Linked DNA regions of Homo sapiens: all the other regions are linked to region 2. Evidence: chromatin loops called from intact Hi-C (ENCODE). Cell type or tissue: dorsolateral prefrontal cortex. All regions are shown on one strand. Each heading gives the region's core, and the rest is flanking DNA. Links, peaks and the distances in the headings are about the cores only. Region 1 has its middle 83 kb from the start of CPAP. Region 2 holds the start of LOC105370120 (a long non-coding RNA gene). Region 3 holds the start of LOC105370121 (a long non-coding RNA gene).

Region 1 (10,925 bases), core at 1,495-9,494, 110 kb before region 2:
AACGTCTGCAGGGTCACCAAGAGCAACTCACTGAAATCTCTAAAAGGGGCTGAGCTCCCAGCAAGATGTGTGGGGAGTGGGAGAACGGGAGGGAGTTAAGTTAATGTGATTTTTTTTTTTTTTTTTTTAGATAGAGTTTTGCTCTGTGGCCCAGGCTGGAGTGCAGTGATGTGATCTCGGCTCACTGCAACCTCCACCTCCGGGTTCAAGCAATTTTCCTGCCTCAGCCTCCAGATTTCCTGGGAATACAGGTCCGCACCATGTCTAGCTAATTTTTTTGTACTTTTAGCAGAGACGGGTTTTCATCATGTTGGCCAGGGTGGTCTTGAACTCCTGAGCTTAAGTAATCCACTCACCTCAACTTTCCAAAGGGCTGGGATTACAGGTGTGAGGTGAGCCACTGTGCCTGGCCAGTTAATGTGAATTTAATGTCAGCACATAGAGTGCCTTCAGCTGACATGTGGCTCACTTGGGCAATTTTCAGTCTTGTCAGGTGTATGATATGATTCGTCAATACTTTAATCTGCATGTGTATTGTAATAAATGTTTCCTGTGCAGACACTCTGCCACACATTTTGCTGGACCCTGGGGTGACAGCAGGAAACAAAAATCTGTTGGCCGGGAGTAGTGGCTCACACCTGTAATCCCAGCACTTTGGGAAGCCGAGGCAGGCAGATCACGAGGTCAGGAGATCGAGACCATCCTGGCTAACAAGGTGAAACCCCATCTCCACTAAAAATACAAAAAATTAACTGGCATGGTGGTGGGCGCCTGTAGTCCCAACTACTTGGGAGGCTGAGGCAGGAGAATGGCGTGAACCCCGGAGGCAGAGCTTGCAATGAGCCAAGATTGCGCCACTGCACTCCAGCCTGGGTGACAAAGCGAGACTCCGTCAAAAAAAAAAAAAAAAAAAAAAAGTCTGTTGTCTGAGCTCATATAGTTTACGGTCAGGTCAGAGAATAGATACATACTTTGTTTTTACAGAGTCTTGTCAATTCCCAGAAAAATTCCCTGTCCCCAGCCAGGAGGCTCGAGAAAAGATTTCCTAACACAAAAACTAACCCAACTATGGACCACCCTAGGTAAATCATTTGGGAAAACTTCCTGCTCCAAAACTCCCTGCCAAAGTGTCTTTTCTGCTTAGGAAGACTTTTATTTTTTAAGGCTCCCTCTTGGGATAGAACTTTCTGGAGGTAACATGTCTGCAATCTCTTGCCAGCCTGCAGTTCTCAAGGCTATTTGCTCAGGCTTTCTGTTTGCTGTTTGTTTGGTTTTCCCAAGAAATAGGACACTAGATGGAACCCATGGTCTGTCATTTTCCTCTCAATACAGGCCAGCCACCGGCCGCATGTGGCTTTGGGTGTTTCCTCCACTCTGCTGACTTCTGCACATGCTCCACTGCTGATCCCCAGCTTAGGCAAAATAAAATGCAATCTTCACTGGGAAATATGCGATTACACACCAACTGCAAGATCAGGCTTTTCCTGAATGTGGTTTTTTACCCCTCATGTCAGTATTTTTTTTCATGAACTATTTTTCAGATGAGGCGTCACTATGTTGCCCAGGCTGTTTCGAACCCTGGACTTTAGAGACATTCTGCCTCAGCCTCTTGCCAACTGAGTAGCCGGGACTATAGGTGTGTGCACTGCATCTGGCCAGGTCAGGATTTGTCAAGTTATCCTAAAGATGACGTTTATGGAACTATGCCCAGAAATACCAGCCACATCTAATACTTAGAAAAATAAAAACAAAAATTTAGATACCCCTGAATAAGTCGCTTCAAGGATTTTACTTCTGCAGAACCAAGAAAGCCACCTGCCCGTAAGGCTTCTTGGAGTTTTCACATTGAGGAATCATTTCTACGCGGGTGGGAGCCAGGACCACTCCAGGTCCCAGAAAAGAGAACTCGCTATATGGTTTTTGTTTGTTTGTTTGTTTTAATATCCAGGGTGGTCCTGAAATTTGCATGAGGAGTCAGCCTTGATTTTTGGGGAGCCACCCGGTTACAGTTCACGGCCACCCACACTTGTAACTCTGGGCTTTTTAGGGTGGAGTGAGGCCTCGGGAAGCTCTTCAGCAGACTCAAAGGAAAACCAGCTTCTGGACGTAGCCAGGGGGAGTGTGCTGCCCTCTCCCGATGACACACCGTGTTCCTGGGTTCATTCAGTGGGTATAGCCGAAGATTGTTTTACCAGGCATAGTTCACATTCTTTTAATTCTTGGGAGAAAGTAAGGCGTGACTGTCGTGTTCGTCTGCTGCATCTCAAAAGGGCAGAGACGCTGTGTTTTGAAAATATTATCCCTGGACCGTGAAAGCACGAAGCACGGGAAGCTGTGGACTTAAACCTGCTTCCATTCTTCCCACTTCTTCCATTCTTCCCACTTCACTTAAGTCAAACCAGGGGTGTTAGTCAATAAAAAGTGTTTCTGGCCAAGCACGGTGGCTCCAGCCTGTAATTCCAGCACTTTGGGAGGCCGAGGTGGATGGATCACCTGAGGTCAGGAGTTCGAGACCAGCCTGACCAAAATGCATCTCTACTAAAAATACAAAAAATTAGCTAAGCATGGTGGCATATGCCTGTAATCCCAGCTACTCAGGAGGCTGAGGCAGGAGAATTGCTTGAACCTGGGAGGCAGAGGTTGTGGTGAGCTGAGATGGTGCCATTGCACTCCAGCCTGGGCAACAAGAACAAAACTCTGCCTAAAAAAAAAAAAATAGTGTTTCTTCTTCCTTTGAATACAATTGAATTATCTTGTGATTTTTATTAGTAAGATAAGTTTTGTTAGCTGTTATGCCTTATGATGTTTTTGAGCAGCCACACTAATTGTGCTCTGAAAAGCACTGCCTTTGTGATTATAATAATTCAGTGTAGGAAAGAATGAACAGGTGGCTTTCTGCTGGAAATACTTTTTTTGTTTGTTTGTTTGAGGCGGAGTCTTGCTCTGTGGCCCAGCTGGAATGCAGTGGCATGATCTCAGCTCACTGCAGCCTCCACCTCCCAGGTTCAAGCAATTCTCCTGCCTCAGCCTCCTGAGTAGCTGGGACTACAGGTGCCCACCACCACACCTGGCTAATTTTTGTATTTTTAGTAGAGATGGAGTTTTACTATATTGGCCAGGCTACTCTCGAACTCCTGACCTCAGGTGATCTGCCTGCTTCGGCCTCCCAAAGGGCTAGAATTACAGGCATGGGCCACTGCGCCCGGCCCAGGAATACTTTTTCATTGAGGGGAAGAGGGAGTGGGTGGAGACTGACAATAAGGTACTCTTGAGGAAATATGGTAGAAGGGTGGATAAATATCAGCACATGAGGAGTTGCTTCACAAAAATATCCAACCTACTGACAAAAGAGTTGTGGAGTATTTCATGATACAATAGTGGTCGTTGTTCTGGGTCTGTGAGACCTCCTTGCGTCATTTTACCTTGGTCACTTCAAATCCTATAAACAAACATTTACTGAGATCTCATGTGCAGCGGGCACGGTGCTGGGGGTTTGGTCTCAAGGCTAAGGAGGTGGAGGAGATTGGGCTTCCAAGGAACAGGTGAATAAATAGATTCATTGAGTTGTGGTGGTTCTATTTCCTCTTCCCACCAAAACCACATGCGGGAAACATAGTTCCTCAAAGTCTGTGGTGTGGGTTTTAAGTTTTTTCGTGTTCTTAGATCTAAAAGAATCTTAGGCCGGGCACAGTGGCTCATGCCTGTAATCCTAGCACTTTGGGAGGCCGAGGCGGGCGGATCACGAGGTCAGGAGATCGAAAGTATCCTTGCTAACACGGTGAAACCCCGTCTCTACTAAAAATACAAAAAACAAAAACAAAAACAAAAACAAAAATAGCCGGGCGTGGTGATGGGCGCCTGTAGTCCCAGCTACTCAGGAGGCTGAGGCAGGAGAATGGCGTGAACTCGGGAGGCGGAGCTTGCAGTGAGCCGAGATCGCGCCACTGCACTCCAGCCTGGGCCACAGAGCGAGACTCCGTCGCAAAAAAAAAAGAAAAAGAAAAAGAAAAAAAAGAATTTTGAACATCAAATTTTAGAAGCTGCTAGTACAACTGGAAGAGCAGATATAGGTAAACCATTTTCTTCACTAGTTTGACCACATTATTTGATTGCTTCTCTAAAATGGGATTTCTTTTCTTTTCTTAATGGCCTCTCGTTTGTTTACTGAGAGATGCTTACTCTACTGTGTGTCTTACATCTAAACTAGATGGAGCAACACTGAATTCCGGGTCCAGTCAGGTTCTTCTTCCTCCCATGGTCCAGTGTACACAAGGGCTTCCCGCCAAGTGCCCACCTCTGGTTCTCCTCCTGTCCTCACGGTTTTCCTCTTTGGCTATGGTCTCTGCTCAGCACTGGTCTTCTCTTTCCCACACTCTACTGCAGTGTATACACACGCAGCCTTGGTCCCTGTCCTCTCAGTAATTATTTCAGAAGACCTCCCGCGTTTATTCACGGGTAGCAGGCACCTCATCACGTCCTCGAGCTCCTCTTGGCATCCTTAATTAGCCCCCACATTGCAGCCAGAGTGAATTCCATGCACACAGCCATCAGCAAGCACCAGGCCTCTGCCTACCGCGCTTAAATATTTATTGTTATAATAATAAAAAAGGAGGAGGAAGCTTTCGTAAATAAGGATGATGAATTAAAATTCACTGTGATGTAAATTGTTCTGGGTTAAAGGAAAAATCGACAGGATTTTCTCTAAAATGATTGAAAAATCTCTGGATGCTGCAGGTCAGGCCAGTAGACAGCAGGGGGCATGAGAGACATTTCTCCCGTTCTCAGTCCTGTCCCCGAGCTTGTGAAGGCAGCGCACACTTGCTTCCAATGCGATCCTTGCAGCTTTTCCACCCATGATATCTGTATTTGTTTTTTCAAATTTTATGTATTTTTCTATCACGAACTTTGATTTTTTCCCCCTGCACTGTGTAAGAATTTATGCATTAGCTGAAAATAAAACATCTGGGCCAAAAGAATAGTAGTTTTCTGTTCCTCATAACTTGCTCCCAAAACAGTGGCTGAGCACCAGATGGCAGCATCCTTCTGTTTCAGAATATTAGGGTAGCATTAAACATTTTTTAAACACATATACCTCACAACTAAAAACATTGTTTCTGTTTTTTTCTTTAATAATATTGGAAATTTCAAAAGAAGTCTTTTGTTGATTTGTTTGTTGCATTCTGCAAATAGTCACTGATCTTATAACAGTGAATTTTATCCTGCAGGAATTCTGGCCTATTTTGGTTGGGGAAGTGTCAGATGTGGTTTGGGAGGATGACAGTTTATGATGTAATTAATTGAGATACAAATGAAAATATTCAGTTTGCTTCTCCTGTATTCTCTGTCTGGTCTGTCTGCCCTCCATCCAACATGTCCAGGCCATCTGCAAACTCCCAATGGAGTTATCTTCTAGAGTTTGACCTTGGCAGACGATGCTAGCAACAGCTGAATGCTCTTCCCAGCTCCATTCCACAGCCGCTCTCCAGGTGTGGCCTGCCAGTCAGGAGGACTTCTCAGTCCTTCGTGTTTTCAGACTGGTCTGTCTTTGCAGAGTCCCCTCCTCCTGCTTTAAACCCCCTCTCCCTCTTCTTCACCTAGCTTGGGAGTCTCCTCTTCAGGGGGGTTTCTTCACTGCCCCCTCCTCTATGCCCAGGTTGAGCAAGATTCACCAAAGCACTCACTACATCTTATTTAATTAATCATTTATCACATTTGTCTCCATCCTATAGACTAAGTATCTTTTTACTTTTATATTCTGTGTTAGTCTACCACAAAGTAAGTGCTCAATAAATGTTTGCAGGGTAAATAAAGTTATGGGTAATTTGATCCAGCAATCCCACTTCTAGGCATATATACCCCCCAAAAGCTAGTAAGTATATCAAAGATATATATGCATTCCCATGTTTATTACAGCCCTATTTGCCATAGCCAACATGTGGAATCAACGTAAGTATCCATCAATGAATGAATGGATAAAGAAAATGTTATATATATTCACAATGGAATACTAGTCAGCCATGAAAAGAATGAAATCATGTGATTTTCAGCAGCATGCATGGAGCGGGAGATCATTGTGTGAAGTGAAATAAACCAGGCACACACAAACATTGCATGTTCTCACTTGTATTTGGGAGCTAAAGACGTTGATCTCATAGAGAAGAGGTTAGAGTGATGGTTACCAGGGGCTGGGAAGGGTAGGGGGAGAGGAGGGATAAAGCGAGGTTGGTTAATGGGTTCAAACATACAGTTAGAAGAAATAAGATCTAGTGTTTGTCAGTACAGTAGGATGATTGTACTTATCAATATTGCATATTTCAAGATAGCTAGAAGAGAAGATTTGGAATGTTCTTAACACAAAGAAATGACAAATAGGCCGGGCGCGGTGGCTCACGCCTGTAATCCCAGCACTTTGGGAGCCTGGGGTGGGCAGATCACGAGGTCAGGAGTTCGAGATCAGCCAGGCCAACATAGTGAAACCCCGTCTCTACTAAAAATACAAAAATGAGCTGGGTCTGGTGGCATGCACTTGTAGTCCCAGCTACTCAGGAGGCTGAAGCAGGAGAATTGCTTGAACCCGGGAGGCAGAGGTTGCAGTGAGCCAAGATCGCACCACAGCACTCCAGCCTGGGTGACAGAGCAAGACTGTGTCTCAAAAAAACAAAAACAAAACAGAAAAAAAAAACAAAGAAATGATAAAGTTTCGAGGTGATGGATACCCCAGTTGCCCTGATTTGCTCTACACATTGTATGTATGTATCAAAACATCACATGTATCCCATAAATATGTATATTAAGTATCAATAAAAAATACAACTTATGGCAACATTAATGGAATGATCCATGGCTAAACTTTTCTGCAGGCTTAGTGTCCTCAGGCAATGAATGATTGGCAGGTTTTTTTTTTTGTAACATCTTAAGCTGATTTTTTTTTTTTACTATTATACTTTAAGTTCTAGGGTACATGTGCACAACATGCAGGTTTGTTACACAGGTATACATGTGCCATGTTGGCTTACTGCACCCATCGACTCATCATTTACATTAGGTATTCCTCCTAATGCTATCCTGCCCTCCACCTCCCAACAGGCCGTAGTGAGTGATGTTCCCCACCCTGTGTCCTTGTGTTCTCATTGTTCAATTCCCACTTATGAATGAGAACATACAGTGTTTGGTTTTCTGTCCTTGTGATAGTTTACTGAGAATGATGGTTTCCAGCTTCATCCATGTCCCTGCAAAAGACATGAACTCATCCTTTTTTATGGCTGCATAGTATTCCTTGGTGTATACCTGCCACATTTTCTTAATCCAGTCTATCACTGATGGACATTTAGGTTGGTTCCAAGTATTTGCTATTGTGAATAGTGCCGCAATAAACATACATGTGCATGTGTCTTTATAGTATCATGATTTATAATCCTTTGAGTATATACCCAGTAATGCGATGGCTGGGTCAAATGGTATTTCTAGTTCTAGATCCTTGAGGAATCACCACACTTCTTCCAAAATGGTTGAACTAATTTACACTCCCACCAACAGTGTAAAAGCATTCCTCTTTCTTCACATCCTCTCCAGCATCTGTTGTTTCCTGACTTTTTAATGATCACCATTCTAACTGGCGTGAGATGGTATCTCATTGTGGTTTTCATTTGCATTTCTCTGATGATGAGCATTTTTTCATCATCATTTTTTCAGTGATGAGCATTTTTTCATGTGTCTGTTGGCTGCATAAATATCTTCTTTTGAGAGGTGTCTGTTCATATCCTTTGCCCACTTTTTGATTGGGTCATTTGATTTTTTTCTTGTAAATTTGTTTAAGTTATTGGTAGATTCTGGATATTAGCCCTTTGTCAGATGGGTAGATTGCAAAACTTTTCTCCCATTCTGTAGGTTGCCTGTTCACTCTGATGATAGTTTCTTTTGCTGTGCAGAAGCTCTTTAGTTTAATTAGATCCCATTTGTCTATTTTAGCTTTTCTTGCCATTGCTTTTGGTGTTTTAGTCATGAAGTCTTTGCCCATGCCTGTGTCCTGAATCGCATTGCCTAGGTTTTCTTCTAGGGTTTTTATGGTTTTAGGTCTTACATTTAAGTCTTTAATCCATCTTGAGTTAATTTTTGTATAAGGTTTAAGGAAGGGATCCAGTTTCAGCTTCCTCATATGGCTAGCCAGTTTTCCCAGCACCATTTATTAAATAGGGAATCCTTTCCCCATTGCTTGTTTTTGTCAGGTTTGTCAAAGATCAGATGGCTGTAGATGTGTGGTGTTATTTCTGAGGCCTCTGTTCTGTTCCATTGGTCTATATATATGTTTTGGTACCAGTACCATGCTGTTTCAGTTACTGTAGCCTTGTAGTGTAGTTTGAAGTCAGGTAGCATGATGCATCCAGCTTTGTTCTTTTTGCTTAGGATTGTCTTGGCTATGCGGTCTCTTTTTTGGTTCCATATGAACTTTAGAGTAGTTTTTTCCAATTCTGTGAAGAAAGTCACTGGTAGCTTGATGAGGATGGCATTGAATCTATAAATTACCTTGGGCAGTATGGCCATTTTCACAATATTGATTCTTCCTACCCATGAGCATAGAATGTTCTTCCATTTGTTTGTGTCCTCTTTTATTTTGTTGAGCAGTGGTTTGTAGTTCTCCTTGAAGAGGTCCTTCACATCACTTGTAAGCTGGATTCCTAGATATTTTATTCACTTTGTAGCAATTGTGAATGGGAGTTCACTCATGATTTGGCTCTCTGTCTGTTATTGGTGTATAGGAATGCTTGTGATTTTTGCACATTGATTTTGTATCCTGAGACTTTGCTGAAGTTGCTTATCAGCTTAAGGAGATTTCGGGCTGAGACGATGGAGTTTTCTAAATATACAATCATGTCATCTGCAAACAGGGACAATTTGACTTCCTCTTTTCCTAATTGAATACCCTTTATTTCTTTCTTTTGCCTGATTGCCCTGGCCAGAACTTCCAACACTATGTTGAACAGGAGGGGTGAGAGAGGGCATTCTTGTCGTGTTCCGGTTTTCAAAGGGAAAGCTTCCAGGTTTGCCCATTCCGTATGATGTTGGCTGTGGGTTTGTCATAAATACCTCTTATTATTTTGAGATATGTTTCATCAATATCTAGTTTATTGAGAGTTTTTAGCATGAAGGGCTGTTGAATTTTGTCGAAGGCCTTTTCTGCATCTATTGAGATAATCATGTGGTTTTTGTTGTTGGTTCTGTTTATGTGATGGATTACGTTTATTGATTTGCATATGTTGAACCAGCCTTGCATCCTAGGGATGAAGCCAACTTGATCATGGTTTATAAGCTTTTTGATGTGCTGCTGGATTCAGTTTGCCAGTATTTTATTGAGGATTTTCACATGGATGTTCATCAGGGATATTGGTCTAAAATTCTCTCTTTTTCTTGTGTCTCTGCCAGGCTTTGGTATCAGGATGATGCTGGCCTCATAAAATGAGTTAGGGAGGATTCCCTCTTTTTCTGTTGATTGGAATAGTTTCAGAAGGAATGGTACCAGCTCCTCTTTGTACCTCTGGTAGAATTCGGCTGTGAATCCTTCTGGTCCTGGACTTTTTTTGGTTGGTAGGCCATTAATTATTGCCTCAATTTCAGAACCTGTTATTGGTCTATTCAGAGATTCAACTTCTTCCTGGTTTAGTCTTGGGAGGGTGTATGTGTCCGGGAATTTATCCATTTCTTCTAGATTTTCTAGTTTATTTGCATAGAGGTGTTTATAGTATTCTCTGATGGTAGTTTATATTTCTGTGGGATCGGTGCTGATATCCCCTTTATCATTTTTTATTGTATCTATTTGATTCTTCTCTCTTGTCTTCTCTATTTGTCTTGCTAACAGTCTATTTTGTGATCTTTTCAAAAAACCAGCTCCTTGATTCATTGATTTTTTGAAGGGTTTTTCGTGTCTCTATCTCTTTCCGTTCTGCTCTGATCTTAGTTATTTCTTGCCTTCTGCTAGCTTTTGAATTTGTTTGCTCTTGCTTCTCTAGTTCTATTAATTGTGATGTTAGGGTGTCAATTTTAGATCTTTCCTGCTTTCTCTTGTGTGCATTTAGTACTATAAATTTCCCTCTATACCCTGCTTTGAATGTGTCCCAGAGATACTGGTATGTTGCGTCTTTGTTCTCATTGGTTTCGAAGAACATCTTTATTTCTGCCTTCATTTCATTATTTACCCAGCAGTCATTCAGGAGCTGGTTGTGATTGGCAGGTTTTAACTGGACGTTTGAAACTCATTTTTATGGAGAACAACGAACTTGGAGGGGAAAACAATCCAGATGTGAGGAATAATTTGAATCTGTCAGGTCTATTGTAAAAATCACTTTTGATTTCCATGTGGTATTGCATAGAGTGTTCCTGAATGTAACCAGACAGTTCACCCAGGCAAGCGGTCAACAAGGAACACACCTTCCCCAGAGTCTGCAGGCGCTGAATTTCATCTTCTTTTTCATCTAATTCCACAGTCCTTTAAATCCCCATAAGCTAAATTTCTTGATTCCAATTTCAGAAGGAGCTTTGTTACAATTAACTAAATTTTAAATTTTAGGCTATTCGAACAAAAAATTCTAATATAGGAAGTAAAATAATATTGCATTTCCTCATACATTTCTTCCCCTGTGTGTGCCATTTCCCAATTCGGAGGAAAAGAATATTTTAAAACTGTTTTTTTTTCCTGTACATAATACACAATCCCTTCCCCTCTCACACACTCTTTTTTGTCCAGGTTTAAAATAGCAACTCCAGCTGATGGTAGACACTGTTTGGGGATTTTAAACCACTAATCAATTTCGCAGCTGGAGGCAAAGCACTTTGCTTGGAAATATTTTTCACATAACATACAAGGTGCTTCGACCTCAGAGCAGCCCAGAGGATTCCGCTGAAGGAGAGGGGAGGCTGCTGACCCACCCCGG
Region 2 (10,925 bases), core at 1,803-9,802:
CTTTTAGTTATTTTTAAATATACAATAAATTACTGCTGACTGTAGTTACCCTGTTCTGCTGTCAAATACTAGGTTTTATTGATTCTACCTTATTATAAGTTTTGTACCGATTAACAATCACCACTCCCCCCTCCACTACCCTTCCCAGCCTCTGCTATCCATCATTCTACTCTCTATCTCCATGAGTTCAATTGTTTTAATTTTTAGCTCCCACAAATAAATGAGAACATGTGAAGTTTGTCTTTCTGTGCCTGGCTTATTTCACTTAACATAATGACCTCCAGTTCCGTCCATGTTTTTGCAAATGACAAAATCTCATTCTTTTTTATGGCTGAATAGCACTCCATTGTGTATATATACCACATTTTCTTTATCCTTTTGTCTGTTGATGGACACTTAGGTTGCTTCCAAATCTTGGCTACTGTGAATAGTGCTGCAGTAAACATGGGAGGGCAGGTACTTCTTCAATATACTAATCTTTTGGGTATATACCCAGCAATGGGATTGCTGGATCATAAGTTGGCTCTATTTTTAGTTTTTTAAGAAACCTCCATATTGTTCTCCATAGTGGCTGTACTAATTTACATTCCCACGAACAGTGTATGAAGATTCCCTTTACTCCACATACTTGCAAGCATTTGTTACTGCCTGTCTTTTGGATAAAAGCCGTTTTAACTGGGGTGAGATGATATATCATTGCAGTTTTCACCTGCATTTCTCTGATGATCAGTGATGTTGTGTACCTTTTCGTATACCTATTTGCCATTTGTATGTCTCTTTTGAGAAATGCTTATTCAGATCTTTTGCCCATTTAAAAAATCAGATTATGACTTTTTTTCATATAGAGTTGTTTGAACTCCTTACATAGTCTGGTTATGAATCACTTATCAGATGGATAGTTTGCAAATATTTTCTCCCATTCTGTGGGTTTTCTCTTCACTTTGTTGAGGCCTTTTGTGACGCGCCTCTTTCACCTAGCATGACGTTTTCAAGATTTATGCATGTCGTAGCAAGAATCAGTACTTCAGTCCTCCTTATGCTGAAGAATGTTCCATTGTGTAGATACACCGCATTTTAAAAACCCATTCATCAGTTGATGAACAATTGGGTTGTTTCCACTTTTTGACTATCTGGAACAATGCTGCTATGAACATTTATATACAGGTTATTGTATAGATACATGTTTTCAATGCTCTAGGAGTAGAATGGCTGGGTTACATGGTAACTATATGTTTAGCTATTTGAGGAATTGACAAATGGCTGCACCATTTGAAAATCCCACTAGCAATGTGCAGGGACTGTAGTTTCTCCATATTCTCATCAACACTTGTTATTGTCTCTTTTTTATATTAATTACTCCAGTGTGTGAGAAGTGGTGCTTCGTTACGATTTTGATTTGGATTTCCTTAATGACTTAATGATGTTGAGTATCTTTTCATGTATTTATTGTTCATTCGTACATTTTTTTAGAAATATCTACTGAAATTTTATTGTTGAGTTGTAAAAGAGTCTATATATTTTGGCACAAATCTCTTATCAGATATAATTTGCAAATATTTTTACCATTCTATTTATTATCTTTTCACTTTTTTGATGGTATTCTTTAAAGCACAAACATTTTTGCTTTTGATGAAACCCAATTCATCTGTTTTTCTCTTTTGAAGTTTGTGCTTTTTTGTGTCATATATAAGAAATCATTGCCTAATTCAAGGTAGATATTATTTTACTTTGAATTAGGCAATGGTTTCTTAGAGATGGCACAAAAAAGCAAAAAAGTTTTCTTGTAAGAGTTTTCTTCTAAGACTTCTAGTTCTTACATGTAGGTCTATGACCCATTTTGAGTTGGTTTTTGTATATGGTGTGAGATAAAGATCAAACTTTATTTTGTGTGTGTGTGTGGATATCCAGTTGTCCCACTACCATTTGTTGAAAAGACTATTCTTTCCACGTTGACTGATGTTGGCAACCTTGTCAAAAATCAACTGATCATAAATGTAAGGCTTCACTTCCAGACTCTGAATTCAATTCCATTAATCTATGTCTATCCTCATGTCAACCCTGTAGTATCTTGATTTCTGGAGCTTTGACATATATTTTAAAATTGGGAGGTAAATGTTCTCCATCTTTATTCTTCTTTTTCAAGATTGTTTGGCTATTGTTAGTTTTATAAATTTCCATATGAATTTTAGAACAGCTTGTCAAGTTCTGCAAAAGAAAGGCAGCCTGGATTTTAACAGAGGCCATGTTAAATCTGTAGATCAATTTGGGGAGTATTACTATCTTAATAATATGAAGTCTTCCAATCCATGAACATGAATGTATTTCCTTTATTTATGTCTTTATATTCTTTCAACAAGGTTTTATAGTTTTCAATATACACCTCAATTAAAAAATGAATGTCTTTCTTTAAAAAAATGAACAGGAGTAGTTATTTTTAGAATGAGAATGTTCTAATAACTGAAAATACTAAGGTTTATATGATTGGACTGATATGTCATTAAGCAAGATTCCTCTCTGAGAGAATGGAGTGGTGGTGTTTAACAGAGTGCAGCTAATGGTTGTTAATGGGAAAATAAAGCCCTTCAATGTTGATGCTCTGAAGAGTTAAGATGACTCACTAAAAGTAACTATGGTGATAGAGAATAGAATAAGCTATAACTTGCATTACACTGACATTTACTTTGTCAGAGCAATCTTACAAATGAAAAGGCATTTGTTTTTCTTTAAAAAAGATACTGTGCTTTTGTCAAATGTTTATTGAATTTGCATCTGTCATAATCAATGAGCACCTGTCTTAGGATCCTGGTGCTCAGCACTGCTCCCTGTCTGGTTCACATCTGCAGGCACCTGAGAATGAATAGAGCTCCTCTGCTCTCTCGTTAGCCCCATCCCAAAGGCTGAGCCTCTACTGTTTGGGAACTATCAAGAGAAGACACAGCTATCAAGCCAGGAGGTAAGTCTCTGTTTGTGCAGAGCTTCTTGTGAAACTGTAGCAACCACTAGCAAGTTTTCCCAACTACAAAGACAGGTGGGCCCATCCCTTGCAGGGGTAAAACACATTCTACTTCTAGAGAGAAGAGATTTTGTACCTGAACTTAAGGGAAAACAGACCAGAAAGGATGCAATGGGCTACCCGAGCCAAGTTCATTTTCTTACTAACAGGATGATTCATCTTCAAAGGTATTCAGTCTCAGCCGACCCTAGTCTAAGAAAACCCTGAGTGAAACCAGCCAACAATCTGCTTATCATAATCTCTTCATATGAGCTGTTATCATGCAAATAATCTAGATGTTCCTGAGATTATTACAAATAATCACCCTTCAAGTACATGTTGTAAAAAATGGTATTAACATTTGCTGAGTGACTGTGCCCCATGCATTGATCTGGTGCTTTTATATGTAATTCTCAGTTTAATGAAATTTGATAAATATGATTTAAAAATCACTACCTTCCAAATCAATTCAACAAACTTGTGTTCACTAAACAGACAAGTAAAACATCATCCATGTGTGTGTGTGTGTGTGTGTGTATATATATATATATATATATATATATATCCATATATATTTTTTCTTAATATTTTCAGAACTACTATTTTTTTCTTAATATTATTTTGATCATTCTCTTTCCAAAAATTTGATCTTTCTCCTTCCAAAATTACTATAAGACCAGCAAAAAAAAAAAAAAAAAAAGCATCAGAGTTCTTTCTATCTTTCTGATTTTCCCACTGAAGGGTGACAGAAAAGAAAGGTCCTATCTGTCATCTAAAATCTATTAGTAAGTACTTTAGCTAAGTCTGGAAACTAAGATGTCACATGTCAATTACACAGGAATGAGCTGACATTTGCTTCCTGCCAGGAGCAATACACAGATTCAGAGAACTGCTACTCTGAACATAGTTACAGAAAATAAAATATTTACCTTTGCAGGGATCTGGGACTTATGAAGCTAGTATTAAAAAGCTGTATGTTACAAATGAGGACTTAGATTTCAGAGAGTCCGTGTAAGTCCCAGGCTTTTTCAGTGTGGGATCTCATTAGCCAGCCTGTGTGAATGTGCTGAAACAAAGAGAGGATGCTTTCCCTTACTTCTGGCAGAGTTAGACAGAAGTAATGAAGGAGGTGGTGATACATCATTAATTCTCTCCAAATACCTCCAGAATAAGACTGAAATGTTAATACTGAAAGGGCTCGTAGATGCCATGTCCCTCCAGTTCTTATTTTACAAACAAGAAACTGAGGAAAGGCAGACTGTGACTTTGGTGAGAGCTTCTAGTCCCTTTGTCATCCCTCCTGTATGCCATTTGGAGATGCTGTCTGCCTAGAGTAGTTTTGCTGGTGGGGCTGTGATTTAGATTCTCTGCAGCTGAGTCAAAGCAAATGTAAAAATGACAGAGGATTATTGAGAGTAAGAGTGTATCCCACTCTCAGAGAACAGCTGATCCTTTCCACCATGGCCTCTAAGGAATTTCAGGTAATCCAGATGAACTGGCATTCATCCCAAGTGCAATTTCCATTACTCACGACAATCTGCTAACATAAGGTGCCCTGTGCTTCAGAATTAGCTTCAGGCTTTGCCAGCTAGAAACAGCCAGCCATAGACTGGCTTGCTTTTAAAAATATCACTTGGCTACGATACAGACCTCTAATATAACAGTTGTCTGCAGTCTTAATATAAAATGAAATTAAGTTGAAAGAACTTTCCAACTATGTGAGATCTGTGATCCATATTTATATATCAGATGTTTATAGTATATATAATTTATTCTTAAAGTATAAACAATATATTAAACTATAAATATATATATTTACATATACAGACATTCTAATACAGGCATTTATTTAATAAGCTTTGCATTTTTGTATAGTAATTACTATACGAAATATATTCTCATTAATATAAATAGACTTCGGTCTATTTATATTAATGAGAAGAGCATATGCAATCCTACTGAATGACATCTTTCTAGGAGTAAAATTAACTCTTAAACTATCACTAAAACAACCGAGTTAAAGCTTCCCCCGTCTAAGAAAAAGACAAGTGTTGGCCAGGCGCAGGGACTCACGCCTGTAATCCCAGCACTTTGGGAGGCCAAGGCAGGCAGATCACGAGGTCAGGAGTTCGAGACCATCCTGGGCAACATGGTGAAACCGTATCTCTACTAAAAATACAAAAATTAGCCGGGCATGGTGTCGCGCACCTGTAATCCCAGCTACTTGGGAGGCTGAGGCAGGAGAATTGCTTGAACTCGGGAGGCCGAGGTTTCAGTGAGCTGAGATCATGCCACTACACACCAGCCTGGATGACAGAGCGAGGCTCTGCAAAAAAAAAAAAAAAAAAAAAAAAAAACAACAACACCAACAACAAAAAAAACAAGTGTCCTTTCTGAGAAAAAATATTAAGAACTTTTCCTCTTTACTGAGAGTCTACAGTAGACATGAGAAAACCCAAATTGCAGTTTCACAGCTCTTGTAGCAAAAGCAAGTTTTCAAGCAGCAGATCTTATTCATTATTGAAGCAAAGATTTCCAACAGCATATGCAAGATGTATTTTCTGGAAATTGGGACATAACACCCAGCACTTGAATTAGAGACCACAGGAAAAGTGTTTTTTTTCTGTTTCTCCACCATACGATTCAATCATATTGAACAAAAGACTCATCCTGTTGTTACTGTTCTACATACAGTGAATATTTTTACTGGTAGTGCAAAGTAATACAGGCTCCAGTAAGAGGAATTAGTCCCGCCAAAGCCTGACTCCTGGGTGACAGTGTCCCACTGCTGCCATCTTCTGGAGAGTCCAGGCTCAGCAGCAGTGAGCAGATGGTTTTAAAATTCAGATCACCTCCAGCTGATTCACCTCACTGACTGACAAAGCCAGCCCTGCTGCATTTGCGGGTGTGGATGTGGTTACAGGAGGAAAAGGCTCCCTGAAATGGGCTGAAATAATGAAGGCTTGATCTAGGAGGCAAGGCATCCTTCCTGATCTGTATTATAAGTGACTACAATAGCTAATGAGTGGAACCCGTCTTAGATATCAAAACCCTAACTTGTCTCCCTCTTTCCTTCCGCCATTGAAAACAGAAATAGGTGCGGAGCCCACAGTATCCTCTCCTGGGGCCCCAGGCCTGCCTCTGCATGTTTTCAAGCACAGTGGCAGAAGCACGAGGCCACCCGCCCACCCTCAGCTAGAGGGAGCCGGCTGGGGCCCCAGGACCCCAGCCAGGATGGCGTCTGATCACCAGAGGGCTGGGTGTCTTCCCTGTCCAGTTTCATGATGTCAGGGTGCTTGATAGGGTTGTTGTCCAAAAATAAACTAATAATAATCAGCGCTGCTTCCTCTTCCTCCCTCTGTGCAGTTTCAGAGCCCACTTCCTGAGAGCTCACTGGACAAAGGCTCCATGCCCACTCCAAGGGTTGGCCCTGGTCAGCCCTCTCTTCTGTTTGGGCTCTCTCAACTCAGTAACCCCACAGGAGGTGGTGTCCTCAGAGGCCCAGGGAGTGGTCCCAACCCACTTTGTAAACCTTGGGCAGTTGCTGAAGGCAGATCTTCCGCCAAAGGTAAATACTGGGTGGAATTCCCAATACAGGAGGTCGCCTGGGTGCAAACTTGCCCTGGAAATACATGGAAATGCTCCCTGATCTATCAAGTCACCCTTCTCAAGATTCAGAAAGCTTCAGTGACCCAGAGGAATACCAAGGGGGAAATGGTGAGATGGCGGGGCTGTCTGCTGTCCTCCTGCACCTCCTCACAGTCTAGTCTCATCTTCTAAGCACCCACCACAGGTACGCGCATGTGCGCGCGCACACACACACACACACGAACTCAGAGACACTCCCCCAACACACACACACACACACACACTCACACACACAAACTCAGAGACACCCCCCAACACACACACACACACACACACGAACTCAGAGACACCCCCCAACACACACACACACACACACACACACACACACACACACACCCCGCCCTCTCTTCTGCCTTGCAGTCAAATATGTGAATCCTTGGATGACACAGAAAGGATTTATTTAACAGGAGACTGAACATTTTGAACATGGAAATGTGAATATCTGTGAACACTGAATAGGCTAGATTAGTAAGAGCAGAGACTGGAAGAAAGGCCAGGTGGGTGTCTTCTCCTGTCTTTTCCTTCTAATTAGCATTCAGTCAGACTGTATAGAGGACCTGCTACATCCTGGGGATGATTCACACATTGTCCCTGCCTCCCAGTTACTCCTCCTCTGATGAGGGTTTGCAAACGAACTTTCTTCCATCATTTATCCCCCAAAACATGTATCAATTGATATCGTTACTTGCCAAACATAAAATAACATAAGGACATGAATTCTAGAGGAATTTTGTTTTGAGAAATGAAAATATAGATTTCAGAGGCCACTGGGAAAGGAAGATTTACAGGACCAAATAACTGACAAAAATGTTAACTTGCCAGAGAAGAAAGACTCAAAAATGTTCCATTGACATAAACCTAGATAACTAGGAGAATGAGAGTGCCTGTGTAGGGGAGTGAAAATAATTTTCTCCTCCACCCTTCATAGGTTTCTAGCTAGGTCTCCCTGTTAGGGGCGTTCAAACCAGAGCGACTCCATCTTCAGTGAGGGCTAGGAAAAATGAGGCTGGGACCTGCTGGGCTGCATTCCCAGAAAGTTAGGTATTCTTAGCCTCTAGGTGTTTACCGTTAAGGGAACAGGTTGATAATGTTTACTAAACAGACCCAGACTTGGGAGTGTCCTGATATCCCAGTATCTTGAGAACAGAAGCATTCTTAATTTTGCTTTAAAGATAACATCAATTCTTGCAAAATAAAGTAATTAAGAAAATTAACCCTTTATCATAAACCCTTGTAGCAGAGTACATCTCCCCACAATCTTTCTTTTTATCCCATATGTAAACAGGATTTATCCTGTATATACCTAGGGAGGACGTGTTTCCCCTCCTACTTTCGAGAACGCCCTGCTCTGTCTATGAGTAGCTATTCTTTCACCACTTTACTTCCTTAATAAACTTACTTTTGCTTTGCACTGTGGACTTGCCCTGAATTCTTTCTTGTGGGAGATCGAAGAACTCTCTCTTGGTGTCCGGATCGGGACTCCTTTCCGGTAACATCACTATGTTGCCCAGGCTGGTCTTGAACTCCTGGCCTCAAACCATCCTATAGATTCGACCTCCGAAAGTGCTGGGGTTACAGGCATAGCCACTGTGCCCAGCTGGAACAATCTTTATGAAGGTGAATTAAAGCTGTGAGGCATGAGACCAGAAAAGATGCACCAGGAGTAATGGATTTTGGTGGAGAATGAGCCACAGAAACGCGATCATGAGGCAAATGGTGGGGCCTAACCCTGCCTTCTCAGTCCTCGGGATGGGAGACCGGGCTAGAGAAGAGAAGGCTGGTGTGAAAACGCCGGGAGGGTGAGTTTTGGCAAAAATGGGGGCATCTTCAGTTTCACTTGGCACCAAAAGGAAAATTCAATGCACATTCTTTCCTGGATGTCCAAAAGCCTAATGAGGTTTTGCTTTCTTTGTCTTCTCTTTCCGGAGCCCTCATCGAGCCTCATTCTCAGCCACATCGTAAGGATTTAGAGGCCCTAAGCACTGACGACGCTGTGGTGCCACAAAAATAGACAAGCAGGGCATGTGCGCTGAAGCTGGAAGAGGCTTCTTCCATATTTTCATTGCAAAATCAGAACTTTGGTGAGTTTTTTAAAAATGTTTTAAAATGTTTGCGCCCCTGTTTTGCTGATGCCCCTGGGAATCCCAGCACGGCCTTTTCACCGACTGCTGCTTCTCAGTCTTCATGAGAGCCCAGAGCTCTGTGCTCGGCTCTTTCCTGTCCTCCCGGGCTGGCCTTGTGCTTTCGTGACTGGGTCAGGCTCCTGGGCTCTGTGTCTGATGCAATCAGTGCCACCTGAATGCCTGGGCGGCCTCAGCATACGGGAGTAGACCGGGCGGGGCCCTCGCGTGTGACACCATGGCTGTTTCAGATCCACCGCAAACCCCCCGCCCCAGTGCTGCCCCCGGTCCCCTCACACTCTGGAAAGATTTGCCGGAGCCACTCTGTCCTTTTCTTTAGTGCAGCTGCTGGCTGATAAACCTGCTCCTGCTCTCTCTAAGGCAAGGCCAAGCACAGCTCCTTTCCCCTAGGGCATGTGCCTTTGCACTGCCCGAGGCTGCTCCTTGGTCCCAAGTCCACAGTACTTTGCTTCTCAGGACAGTTTTCCATTCTCAGGTAAGCACTCAGGGGAGCTCTCCCAGTGGCACAGTTCCAGGTCCACCTGAATCCTTTCAGGAAGGACCTCGTCCCTCTGAATGCTGGTGATCACATTTCAACACAATTTATGAAGTGCACCTCGTAGGAAAAACTTAGAAAGCCTTTCCAGATCCACCAGGCATAGGCACCCTTCTTTCTTTGCTTCAAAGAAACAAAGATGGCATTTAAGCATGACATTTAAACTCTTTGGGGTCTACTCTAGAGAATTCCTCATTGTTCTGGGTCATCACCCAGGTATCCAGGAGATACACATATTGTTAAACTTCCGTTTGTTTTTCTCTTGTTAGTTTGCCTTTTGTTACAGAGAGACTCCCAGCTAGGAACCCATGAAGTTGGAGGTTTATGGGAATGTCTAGATATATTTATAAATCATAAAATTGTTATTTTGCTACTCAACTTGTTCAGGAGAAGCAACAGTGTTGCAGAAAGAGGCCCAGAGTGGGGACAGCAATCCCAATTCTGCAACCAATGGGCTCTGTCACTGTGGGGCCTTTCCATGCCTCTGCCTCCTCATCTGAAAATGAGCGGGTTGGATAGATTTTTCACTACTGTTCCTTTAAGTTCTACCATGCGGAGGTTTTTTACATTGCTACCTTCTTATGTGACATAGTTTTGCAATTAAGAACTCTCAAGTTCCTCTTTGCAGTTGGTATTTGAGATGTTAAGAATGGAAACGCTGATTCCCCTCAGACCCGCTTTGCAGATAACCCTGCATTTTACCGAGATGTCAAAGCAGGAAGTGCTTGGCTGGAACATCTGCCGACAGCCTCATCTCTTTCTGCAAGATCATGATGTTCTGCATGCTCCTGTGGCCTCTTATTTCACGTTGGTAAGAATTTTATGTTTATTTATTAACCTAAGGTAATGTGGTAAATTCCATGGTGGCTCACCTAACTTCTGAGTAAGCTTTTGCTTTATTTTTATTTTTTTCCATGTTTCCTCCTGGCAAGCTCTCCCTGCAAATTTTGAAACAACTTTAAAGATGAATAAAAAGCAGCTCAGCAAGTGAATCCCAGATCCCGGTAAGAGAGTGTCTCCCCCAACTCACATAGTGAGTGCACATCATCCCCAGAACCACCATGAGAGTGAGCCTGGTAGCGGGTAGCACCCTGCCTGTGACGAAGCCAGCACACTATGACGAGCAGCAGCTTCTAGACCCATGGACCACGGGCACTGCCAACGCTCTCCCTCCGGGGACTCCTCCTGCCTCCCATACAGGGCCAAACTCCGACGCCCACGAGCTCGCTCAGAATTGGCTCAGGCTGCAATCACTTCTCTTCTCCTACCTCCACACCATTCCCTGATGGTGGACAGCTTCTCCTTTGAGAACCACACCTGCCTTTTCAGACAAAAGGAGACACCACCCACCCTCCTGCTGAGGGCTGCTCCCCTGGGGCCTTCTCAGCACACCTCTCTCTCTCTAGGTCAAAAAACAAATTTCACATGCTGAATTTTTACCTTTTTTAAAGTGACTCCGAATTTTGGCACCAGCAATTAATTCAACACTTGAATAAGATTTGAAAACCTCACAACAAATCACAAATATATTATGGGTCCTGTTGAAGGTGGTATTGTGGTTAATGTAATTCTCTCTCTCTCTCTCTCTCCCTGTGTGTGTGTGTGTGTG
Region 3 (10,925 bases), core at 865-8,864, 120 kb after region 2:
AGAGATATCAGAAATGCCTATTTCTGCTGCACCCTCACGTTGAACTGTTCCTCAAGACCTTTTGATTCTCCCCACTACAACTGTCCCTACTCCTTCCCCTACTTGACATCCCGGCATGCAATGTTTGCTGTTTTATCACTGCCTGAGCAATTGCAAAAGCTTCATCATTGGAACCTGTTGTCTCATGCTGGATCCCCGCTCTCCTCCTTTCCCTAAAGCAGAGCTTTGCTAGAACCTGTGAGCAGGTAGCCGACCTGGAAACTACTCAAAGAGGCAGGAATGAAGGAGCCCAATGAATAATGGGAGGAGCAAAACCAACATAAACATGAATTACTGAGATCACCTCTGTAGGCAACTGGGGCTCGGTGCCACCACTTGGGCACATGCAGGTTGCTTCTCTGAATGGACCAGGAGAAGCGTGTGGCCACTGGCTCCATCCCTCCCTGTGTGAGGGAATCCCCTGAAAGGGTTAAATCTCCTGCATTTTGGAGCTGGGTGGTTCTGAGCTGGGCACAACCTACCTGGAGTCAGTGGCTCTGGAGAATACCTACAGCAGGGTGCAGAAGGTGTGAGGTGTACTCTTGGGAAAAAAGCTTTAGTGCCAGGTGCATCCAAGCCACAGGAAAGTGCTCACTGCCCCGAGTGAGGTGAGGGGGTGTGGCACAAGGCTCCAGAGGCATCTGACACCCGATAACCCAAATCTGCCCTCATTCCAAAAGGTCTTTCTAAAGTATGTCTGATTATGTAACCTCCTGCTTAAAAACCTCCAGCTCCCAGAGGCTTACAGCGCAGCACCTGCTCCCAGTAGAATACAGTCTGCACCGTCTGGCCACCACCACCTTCTGACCTCGTCTCCCATCTACCTATCCCCACCAACACATCAGAGAGCCTGCAGCACCCTGGACTAGTCATGATTTTGTTGACTAGTTGAGATGTAGTCTTGCTCTTGTTGCCCAGGCTGGAGTGCTGTGGTGCGATCTCAGCTCACTGCAACCTCTGCCTCCTGGGTTTAAGTGATTACCTGCCTCAGTCTCCCAAGTAGCTGGGACTACAGGCGCCCACCACCACACCCAGCTAATTTTTGTATTTTTAGTAGAGACGGGGGTTTCACCATATTGGCCAGGCTAGTCTCGAACTCCTGACCTCTGGTGATCCACCCACCTTGGCCTCCCAAAGTGCTGGGATTACAGGCATGAGCCACGGCCTGGCCTCATTCCTTTGTTTTTGTTAATCTCTTTATCTTGAATGTTCCTCCTCTTCCACCTGGTGAATTCCTACTTATCACCTAAAACTCAACTCAACTACCATTTCTCCTGTAGAGCGCTCCTGACTCCTACCACATGCCCCCATCTGGTCTACAGCGAGGGAAAGCAAAAGCATCCCTCTCTTGTTCCTAAACCCAGTCATCACAGGCCATGTCACGGGTGGAATGGTGTAGCCGGCCTGTCCATTTTCTTGTATTACATGCTGCCTCTCTCCCCACTATCTTATGAGACCCTTCAGGGCAGAAACTCTTCTGTCTTATTTTCACATTTTCAGTGCCTTAAACAATGTTTGACCCATAAGTCACTCACAAAATGTTTCTTGAAGAGCAACATGAATTAGTCACATATAATGAACTAGCCACTTTGCAAAGTATTTAATGCATGTGTCACTTAACCACATGGAGGAACCAAAAATTTGTCCTAATAAAGTACACCTGAAACACTTACCAACACGTGGTTAGGCAAAGAGGTTAAACGAACAGAGTCAGATGTAAACAGCTGAGAGTTCCGTTCCTCTACCACTTACTCATCTTCACCATACAGAGAAGCTTCCTCTCTTTTATTTTTATATTTATCCTTTAAAATATAGTCCTGGGGCCGGGCGCGGTGGCTCACACCTGTAATCCCAGCACTTTGGGAGGCCAAGGTGGGCGGATCACGAGGTCAGGTGATTGAGACCATCCTGGCTAACACGGTGAAACCCCGTCTCTACTAAAAATACAAAAAATTAGCCAGGCGTGGTGGTGGGCGCCTGTGGTCCCAGCTACTTGGGAGGCTGAGGCAGGACAATGGCGTGAACCTGGGAGGCAGAGCTTGCAGTGAGCCAAGATTGCGCCACTGCACTCCAGCCTGGGCGACAGAGCGAGACTCCATCTCAAAAAAATAAAATAAAGTCCCGGAAGAGCAACTGCTGTACATTTATTAGTTCAAGTCAAAATCCTCAGGGACTTGAAAATGGACACTAAATCAGAGGATCTGGAGTGAAATGCCTTGAGAAAGGGTAAGTGGAGAAATGAATGGCCCTTGCGGAGTGAGAAACTGGGTTAAAGCAGTGGGAACAGTCAGAGAAAACAGCCACAAACACTACATCTCCCAAAGACGAAAGCACTTCCCTAGTAGCTGCACAGGAAGGAGGGGCATGAAACATTTATTACTATCGCACTTTTTCAGAAAGCATTTGGCAAAGAGCCACCTGGCCTGACTCCTGGAGGTGCGGCCCTAGTCCCCCCATCCCAGCCCCACTGCCAGGAGGTGCTGCAGAGCACAGAGGCCCTCTAAGTGGGGTCTCTCCAGTGGCAGAAGGCTCTTAGCCATATTGGATGCATCCCATTATGATATTGCATTCTATCTAGCATTAACATTCAAATTGTAAAATCCTAACTCGCTTCTAACTCTGCAATGCACTCAAATATTTAGAATAAATATTTGCCTCAAATTAGGAGGAAGGAAAGAGAAAGCCTATTAAAAGAAAAAAAGGGCCAGGTGCAGTCGCTCACACCTGTAATCCCAGCACTTTGGGAGGCAGAGGCAGGCGGATCACCTGAGGTCGGGAGTTCGAGACCAGCCCGGCCAGCATGGCAAAACCCCATCTCTACTAAAAATACAAAATTAGCCAGGCATGTAATCCCAGCTACTTGGGAGGCTGAGGCAGGAGAATCGCTTGAACCCGGGAGGTGGAGGTTGCAGTGAGCCGAGATTGCACTACTGCACTCCAGCCTGGGCAACAAGAGTGAAACTCTGCTTCAAAATAAAATAAAGAAAAAGAAAAAAAAAAAGAGAGAAATTCTAGCAAATGGAAAAGTCACAGGCTATTTGAAATTTAAAAGTATAATTCTTGGTATGTAGCAATATTTTAACATGGTTCCTTTAAATTTCTTCTCAACTCAATCCAAAATTAAAAAAAAAAAAACCTCAAAAGTTTGGACCTGTATATCCATCCATCCACCTATCTATTCAATCAATAAGGATTTCCTGAGCACCAACGGGATGGCAAGCACTGTGCTTAAGTGTCGAGGATAAAAAGAGAATAACACTTTCTTGCCACTAAAAGAAAGCCTTATAGTCCAGAACAAGAAATGAGACATTTTTCCTTTTCCATGTCCAGTCCCTAGGATATCTTTAATATATTCTCTTTTTCCAATTCTTTTTTTCTGGTGGGGGGGCAGGGTCTTGCTGTTTCACCCAGTCTGGAGTGCAGTGGAGAGATCATGGCTCACTGTAGCCTTGACCTCCTAGGCTCAAACGATCCTCCCAATTCAGCCTCCCGAGTAGCTGGGACTACAAATGCATGGCACCACACCTAAATTTTTGTAGAGACGGAATCTCATTATGTTGCTCAGGCTGGTGTTGAACTCCTGGGCTCGAGCAGTCCTCCCACTTCGACTTCCCAAAGTGCTGGGATTACACGCTTGAGCCACCATGCCCAGTCCTACTTCAGTTATTTTATTAAAAAAGTTATAAAGATAAAAATGTAGTCTGCATTCATGGTCTCTACTTACTCATGTCCCCCATTAAACTATAAAGCCTCTACTGCCTAATGTCGGCCTCTAATCTCTACTGAAACTGCTCTTGCCAAATGAAAATGACAGGGACAATTTCTACTCTTTAAATGACCTCTAGGTGGCACTGGACATAGTTAATAATTTTCTCAATCACACTTCCTCCCTGGATCCTGTCTCTCTTTGGTTTTCCAGTGCGCTCTCTTTTGCTGTTTTTTCTTAAGGTCTGCCCAGTTTTGAGGGATTCCTTCTCAGATCTCTTATCTTATTCTAAGAACTGAAAAATTTTATGCATGCCCATGGCTTAATTCTGCACTATAACCTGGTGGCTTCCAGATTTCCCACTCTAATTGACATCTCTTCCCTTAACACCAGCCTCATATTCCAATTTGTATAAATAGCTCCACTTGGATGTCTCAGAGACATCTCCATGTAATACCCCTAAAACCTAAGCCTCTTTCCCACATACCTGATTCTTCTATTCCCTTCCTAGATGAATGGCAGCCCCATCTATCCCAGTCAGCCTGTGAAAAACCTGGAAGTCACCACTGCTTTATACCCACGCTCATACCTAGGCCCTCTAAATTCAATCTGACCTTGTATCACTCTTGCTTAAAACCAAAGCTCCAAACTGCCTCTCCATCTTCCTCAATATGACATCCAATACAGCTCTTACTACTGTCTAGTCACATTTTCATTATGATCATATTTTAAAATATGTTGCTCCCCACCAAAAGCCATGATGTCCCTTCTTTGCCTCTATATATATTCTAACTGGATAACTTTCCCCTTCCTACCTGGCTAGAGCCTACACATTCATCCAAAGCCTACTCCTATATGCAAACAGGTCAAAAGGAAGTCTTTGATGACCCCTCCCCAAGCTAGACTTCTTTATGCTATAAGAGCAGTAATTTACAGCAGCAAAACTTGTAAACTTGCAGCAAAATAAGTAAACTTGTTTACTTAGTAAACAAGTAATGTTTACTAAGGGCTAACCTGTCACACTGGTTCTTAAATGTGCATAAACATCCCCTGGGAGCCTATGAAAATGCTGGTCTTCAGGGCCCAGTCTGATGCTCAGATCATCTGATCTGGGACTGAGCTCAAGAGTCTACATTTTTAACAAGGTACTCTAAGTGATGCTGACACAGTTGATCAGGGAACCAGATTCTGAGAAACACTGAACTACCGGCTCTCCTCCAATCCACTCACTATGTTGCTACCAAATTAATATTCATAAAATAGCTTTTGTATTAAAACATCAAGTACTTGGCACCAAGCCTGATTGTGTGCTTCACACATACCTGTCAACTAACTTCAATTCAGTGAGGTTGATATTCTCTACAAAGAAGCAGAAGATTACAGGGGTTGACTTGCTCAAACTCTCCTTCCTATTGATAGGATTTAAACTTGAACCTCATTTCAGCCTACCATACCTTGGGTCATTCTCTGTTATAAAAAAACGAATGACCGAAAGTTTCACTGGTACCTCCCTGACAGTCGATGGACTCAAATCCTTGGGTTGGATTCGAAGGCCCTGAGTCTTCCCCTCCTTACTAACTCCCCATACTCCCCACATGAATGCCTCCGATAATTTGCTTAGCAAACACTCCCTTTCCTCTTATAGTTTAAATCTCTCTTCTCCATTGCGTCCCTCTCGAACTGCCAGATACTTGGATCTTCCTTAAATTAAATCACAACATTTTAGAACTGTAAAGGAACATGGCAAACAATGCCTTCATGTAACAGGTGAGGGAATGAGGCCCTGTGGGGAGGTGCCTTTCCCAGAGCCCATTGCAGAGCTGGAACTAGGTCCTGGTTCTCCTGGTCCTTGGGCCAGCACTTTCTCCACAAAAAACACCACCTCCCTTCATTTATTCCAAAAACTACACCTTCCTCTTGTGTGAAGGAGCCTTATGGAGTGATGGAAATGTTCTAAAATGGGATTGAAGTGACAGCTGCAAAACTGTCTATTTACTAAAAATCACTGAATTGTACATTTAAAATGGGTGAATATTAAAGTACGTAAATTATATCTCAATAAAGCTGTTAGAAAATAAAATCTTGCCCTTGGAGAATGAACTACACAATTAGTCAGAAGCAGGCTCCAGCACACAGCAGACAGTGGTGCATCATAGTTATCAGCCTACTGTTTGTCCTCAAGTTAAGGTCCCTGTCCTTCCTTAATCTTTTTTTGAGACGGAGTTTCGCTTTTGTTGCCCAGACTGGAATGCAATGGTGCAATCTTGGCTCACGGCAACCTCCGCCTCCGCCTCCCAGATTAAGCGATTCTCCTGCCTCAACCTCCCAAGTAGCTGGGACTACAGACGCCCACCACCACGCCCGGCCAATTTTTGTATTTTTAGTAGAGACGGGGTTTCGCCATGTTGGCCAGGCTGGTCTTGAACTCCCGGCCCCAGGTGATCCACCTACCTCAGCCTCCCAAAGTGCTGGGATTACAGGTGTGAGCTACCGCGCCCGGCCCCTGTCCTTCCTTTCATAGCAGCCATCTTACCTGCTAACACTGGAAGGTAAGCTTCCTGGGGACACCGGCTTTTGTATTTGGTCCTCTTCTCTGTCCCCAGTTTCTATAATAATACCTGGCATGTGGTAGGCATATCAAATATTTGTCAAGTGAATGAATTTAAAAACATGCAAACCTCTTTTTCATCACTCGACCACATCGAACCTGGCTTGTTTTTCGAGGGAGGGGATGGCCAACCTGTCCAAAGTTCACAGATGCTTGGGGCAGAGCAGGGACCGGCCAGGCTCCAGAGTCTGTGTTCTAACCACTGCCCTGTGCTGCCTCCCATGAGCATTGAACACACATTAGCTGGGAGTGCCAGCAAATCTGCAAGTAGTGAGATTACCTAGGTCCTAAGAGATGGCCACGTTGGTCAGTATCATTTCTTCATTTAAGAGAGAGCTGGGTGAATTGTTTTTAATGAAGATTAAGAAGGGTTTTGGAATAGCAAGGCTAAGTGTGAATACAGATTGCTGGCTGTGTAATGGTGAGCATGTTACCTAACTGCTGAGTTGGCTTCTTCACAAAAATGAGGAAAAGACCACTGTCCTTGCAGGGTTACTGTGAATACTGAACCAAACAATGTCTGTAATGTACCCAGCACCCTACTTGGCATGCACTAGGCACTCAATAAATGCCAAATGACTGAAAGAAATTGGGGGGAGTTGGGGGCAACGTGGAAAAAGAATCATAGGAAAGGAGAGTAAGGAGATAATATGAGTAAGACAAGGTGGCTCACGCCTGTAATCCCAGCACTTTGGGAGGCTGAGGCGGGCGGATCATGAGGTCAGGAGATCGAGACCATCCTGGCTAACATGATGAAATCCCGTCTCTACTAAAAGTACAAAAAATTGGCCAGGTGTGGTGACACACGCCTGTAGTCCCAGCTACTCAGGAGGCTGAGGCAGGAGAATCGCTTGAACCCGGAAGATGGAGGTTGCAGTGAGTCGAGATTGCACCACTGCACTCCAGCCTGGGCGACAGAGCGAGACTCCATCTCAAAGCAAAACAAACAAACAAACAAACAAACACAAAAACAGAAGAGGCAGAAAGAGGGACTCAGTAACATCTATGTAAATTTTAAACACACACACACACACACTTGCAGGACAAGCATCTCGAAGGGCATATATTCAATACGTTAAATAGACGTTCTGCGGGGAGAGGAATTCGAGTGAGCTGAAGGGGAATACAGAACGAGGCTGGGGCTTGTATGAGCAGAGGGAGCTGATGCTGAGCCCTGAGACCTGAGATACCCAGTCCCACAGGCCTCTCTGTTTCTCTCTCTCACACACACACCTCCCCCAGACTTACGCAAGGACAAGCAAAGAAGGAAAAGGGCACCCTCTCTGCCCACTCAACTTTTGTTCCCAAACTCTCTGATGTTTTGTTTCGCTATCTACCAGCTGCTCAAAAAATCTACCTTCTGCTGGCTCCAGTGAGCCCCAAATCCTCCACGATTCCCCTAGGTCCTCCCTTGCCACAACGCCTTTGCCACCAGTCCTCCTTCCCCTCCTCAAATGCCAAGATTGCTTGTCAAGGCCTTATTTCTTGACAATCTGCCCACTGTCTGCTATTTCTAGCGAATACATTATTAGATAAAGACTTCGGAATTTACATCTTCCTGGAGGAACTGTCTTGTATACAAGCATGCAGTTGGATCAGTTAAAAACAGAGGGCAGAGGAGCTGACAATTTCTTCTGTCAAGCTTTTGAAACTAAGTTGAGGAACAGCAACATCCTCTGATAATAATGTCTGGTGATCTGGTAATTTGAATAAGAGCTTCTCACTCACCCAGTTTCACACACATGTGTTCTATTCAACATCTCCAACTTCATTTCTTTTATGATATTCCATGTTTGCTTTCAGATAGCTTGGCTAGAGTGCACCTAAAATTTCTCATATATTGTATATGAACCTTGTGTGTTTAATTTTCATATTTTTGACAACCATATCAACAGAGCAATTTAAGATGAGCAAAAGGATGATGGTTCAGTTAATAAATCTGAGAAATGTTTTTCTTCCTTCTTCCTTGCCGAAGTGGTCAGCTTTTCATGGTGGCCACCCTTCCTCTAGTTTACAAACCTATATTCTGCCAACGTTAAGGAATAGCTGAATGAAAGCCAGAAAAGACGTTTCAAGAAAAGAAGGATACTGATGCAAAAATCCTCAACCAGAATACTAGCAAATTGAATTCAACAGCACATTAAAAGGATTATATACCATGACCAAGTGGGATTTATTCCTGAAATGCAAGAGTGGTTCACATATGAAAGTCCATCAGTGTAATACACCACATTAAAAGAAAGAAGGAAAAAGCCTCACGTGATCATCTTGGTGCAGAAAAAGCACATGACCAAATTCACACATTTTCACAGTAAAGTAATACTCAACAAACTAGGAATAGAAGAAAAGTACCTCAACATAACAGAGGCCATACGGCATATGAAAACCCCACAGCTAACACCATACTCAAGGGTGCAAGACTAAAACCTTTTCCTCTAAGATCAAGAAGAAGATAAGGATGCCAGCTTTCACCACTTTTATTCAATACAGTACTTGAAGTTCTAGTCAGAACAATTAGCCCAGGCACAATGGCTCATGCCTAGAATCCCAGCACTTTGGGAGGTCAAGGCAGGAGGGTTACTTGAGTCCAGGAGTTTGAGACCAGCCTGGGCAACATAGTGAGACAAATAAAAAAAAAAAAAAGTAGCTGAGCATGGTGGCGCCTGCCTATAGTTCCAGCTACTCAGGAGGCTGAGGTGGGAGAATCACCTGAGCCCTGGAGGTCAAGGCTGCAGTGAGCTGAGGTCACGCCACTGCTCTCCTGCCTGGGCACTGGAGTGAGACTCTGTCTCAATAATAATAATAATAATAATAATTATTATTATTATTATTATTCCATTAAAATAGTATCAAAAGAATACTTATAAATAACCAATGAGACTAAACACTTGTACACTGAAAACTATAAAATATTGCTAAAAGAAATTAAAGATGGCACAAATAAATGAGACGGCATCCCATGTTCACAGACTGGAAGACAATATTGTTAATTTGTCAATACTACCCCAAGCAATTTACGGATTCCACGTAATAACTATTAAAATCCCATGGTATTTTTTGCAGAAATAGAAAAACCTATGGAAGAATACATATTCACCATCTCATAGGACCGTGAACAGCCAAAACGATCTTGAAAAAGAATAAAATTAGAAGACTTACACTTTGATTTCAAAACTTACTACAAATCTACAATAATCAAACAGTGTCGGCTGGCAGGGTAAATCATGCCTGTAATCCCAGCACTTTGGGTAGCTGAGGCTGGAGGATTGCCTGAAGCCAGGAGTTAGAGACCAGCCTTGGCAACATAGTGAGACCCTGTCTCTACTAAATAAATAAATAAGCTTATTTATTTATTTAAATACAGTGTAGTACTGGCATAAGGGCAGACATACAGACCAATGGAATAACATAAAGAGCTCAGAAATAAACCTTCACATATGTGGTCAACTGAGTTTCAACAAAGGTGCCAAGACCATTCAGTGGAGGAAAGGATGGTATTTTCAATAAATGTCACCAGGAAAACTGGCTCTCTATATGCAAAAGAATAAAGTTTGACCCTTACCTAACACTGTATACAAAAATTAACTCAAAGTGAATCAAAGACCTAAATGTAAGACATAAAAATATAAAATTCTTAGAATATAGGGCAAAAGCTCTGCAAAGTTGGATTTGGTAGTTATTTCTTGAAATGACACCAAAATCACATGCAACAAAAGAAAAAATAGGACTTTATCAAGAGTAAAAACTTCTGTGCATCAAGTGACACTGTAAATAGAATGAAAAAACAACCCACAGACTGGGAGAAAATATTTGTGAGTCATATATCTAAAGGGATTAATATCCAGAATATATAAAGTATTTCTATAACTCAACAAAAAGCCCAATTAAAAAATGAACAAAGGACTTGAGTAGACATTTCTCTAAAGAAGATATATACAGGCCGGGCATGGTGGCTCACGCCTGTAATCCCAACATTTTGGGAGGCTGAGGCAGATGGATCACCTGAGGTCAGGAGTTCAGGACGTGCCTGGCCAACATGGTGAAACCCTGTCTCTACTAAAAATACAAACATTAGCCAGGCATGGTGGTGTACATCTGTAATCCCAGCTACTCAGGAGGCTGAGGCAGGAGAATCACCTGAACCCAGGAGGTGGAGGTTGCAGTGATCCGAGATCGCATTGCTGCACTCCAGCCTGGGCAACAAGAGCAAGACTCCATCTCAAAAGAAAAAAACAAAGAAGATATATACAAATGGCCAATAAGCACATGAAAGGATGCTCAATGTCACTAATCATTACAGAAATGCAAATAACAATCACAATGAGATACCACTTCATACCCTAATAATCATTAGGATGGTTGTCATAAAAATAAAGTGGAAAATAACAAGTGTTGGCAAGGATGTGAGAAACTGGAACCCTTTGGCATTGTTGGTAAGAATGTAAAACAGCCGCTATGGAAAAGTTTGTTCTTCAAAAAATTAAACATAGAATTATCATAGAATCTAGTAATTCACTTCTGAGTATATATCAAAAATAATTAAAATTCTTATTCAGTTCTTGTTGAGACTTG

What was found. Peaks named below come from ENCODE experiments on the same cell type or tissue, not always from the same donor. Only the 100,000 strongest peaks of a DNase experiment are listed, where the experiment ranks them.
Region 1: a loop joins it to region 2, with 3 times the contacts of the local background. A loop is called at or near these places in 51 of 110 quality-filtered maps.
Region 3: a loop joins it to region 2, with 1.8 times the contacts of the local background. A loop is called at or near these places in 3 of 110 quality-filtered maps.

Annotation. Positions count from the first base shown.
Region 1 is chr13:25,000,341-25,011,265 of GRCh38, forward strand. No RefSeq gene overlaps it. Among named protein-coding and RNA genes, the nearest start is that of CPAP, 83 kb to the left of the region's middle. RefSeq lists a silencer at 4,771-5,065. In dorsolateral prefrontal cortex, for the core only: a CTCF peak has its summit at 4,965; a DNase peak (open chromatin) is centred at 5,029; H3K4me3 peaks cover 406 bases.
Region 2 is chr13:25,108,577-25,119,501 of GRCh38, forward strand. LOC124900613 (a long non-coding RNA gene) reads left to right here. Exons shown (of 3, transcript XR_941762.3): 2 at 2,844-2,953; 3 at 8,569-8,651. It overlaps LOC105370120 (a long non-coding RNA gene), which reads left to right and starts at 8,643. Exons shown (of 3, transcript XR_007063728.1): 1 at 8,643-8,721; 2 at 10,002-10,127; 3 at 10,249-10,859. In dorsolateral prefrontal cortex, for the core only: CTCF peaks have their summits at 5,789 (motif pointing left) and 5,988; DNase peaks (open chromatin) are centred at 5,795 and 8,945; H3K4me3 peaks cover 275 bases; H3K27ac peaks cover 1,208 bases.
Region 3 is chr13:25,229,261-25,240,185 of GRCh38, forward strand. LOC105370121 (a long non-coding RNA gene) reads right to left here and starts at 7,060. Exons shown (of 3, transcript XR_941763.3): 1 at 6,279-7,060. In dorsolateral prefrontal cortex, for the core only: a CTCF peak has its summit at 3,880 (motif pointing right); no DNase peak of the experiment used is centred there; H3K27ac peaks cover 1,941 bases.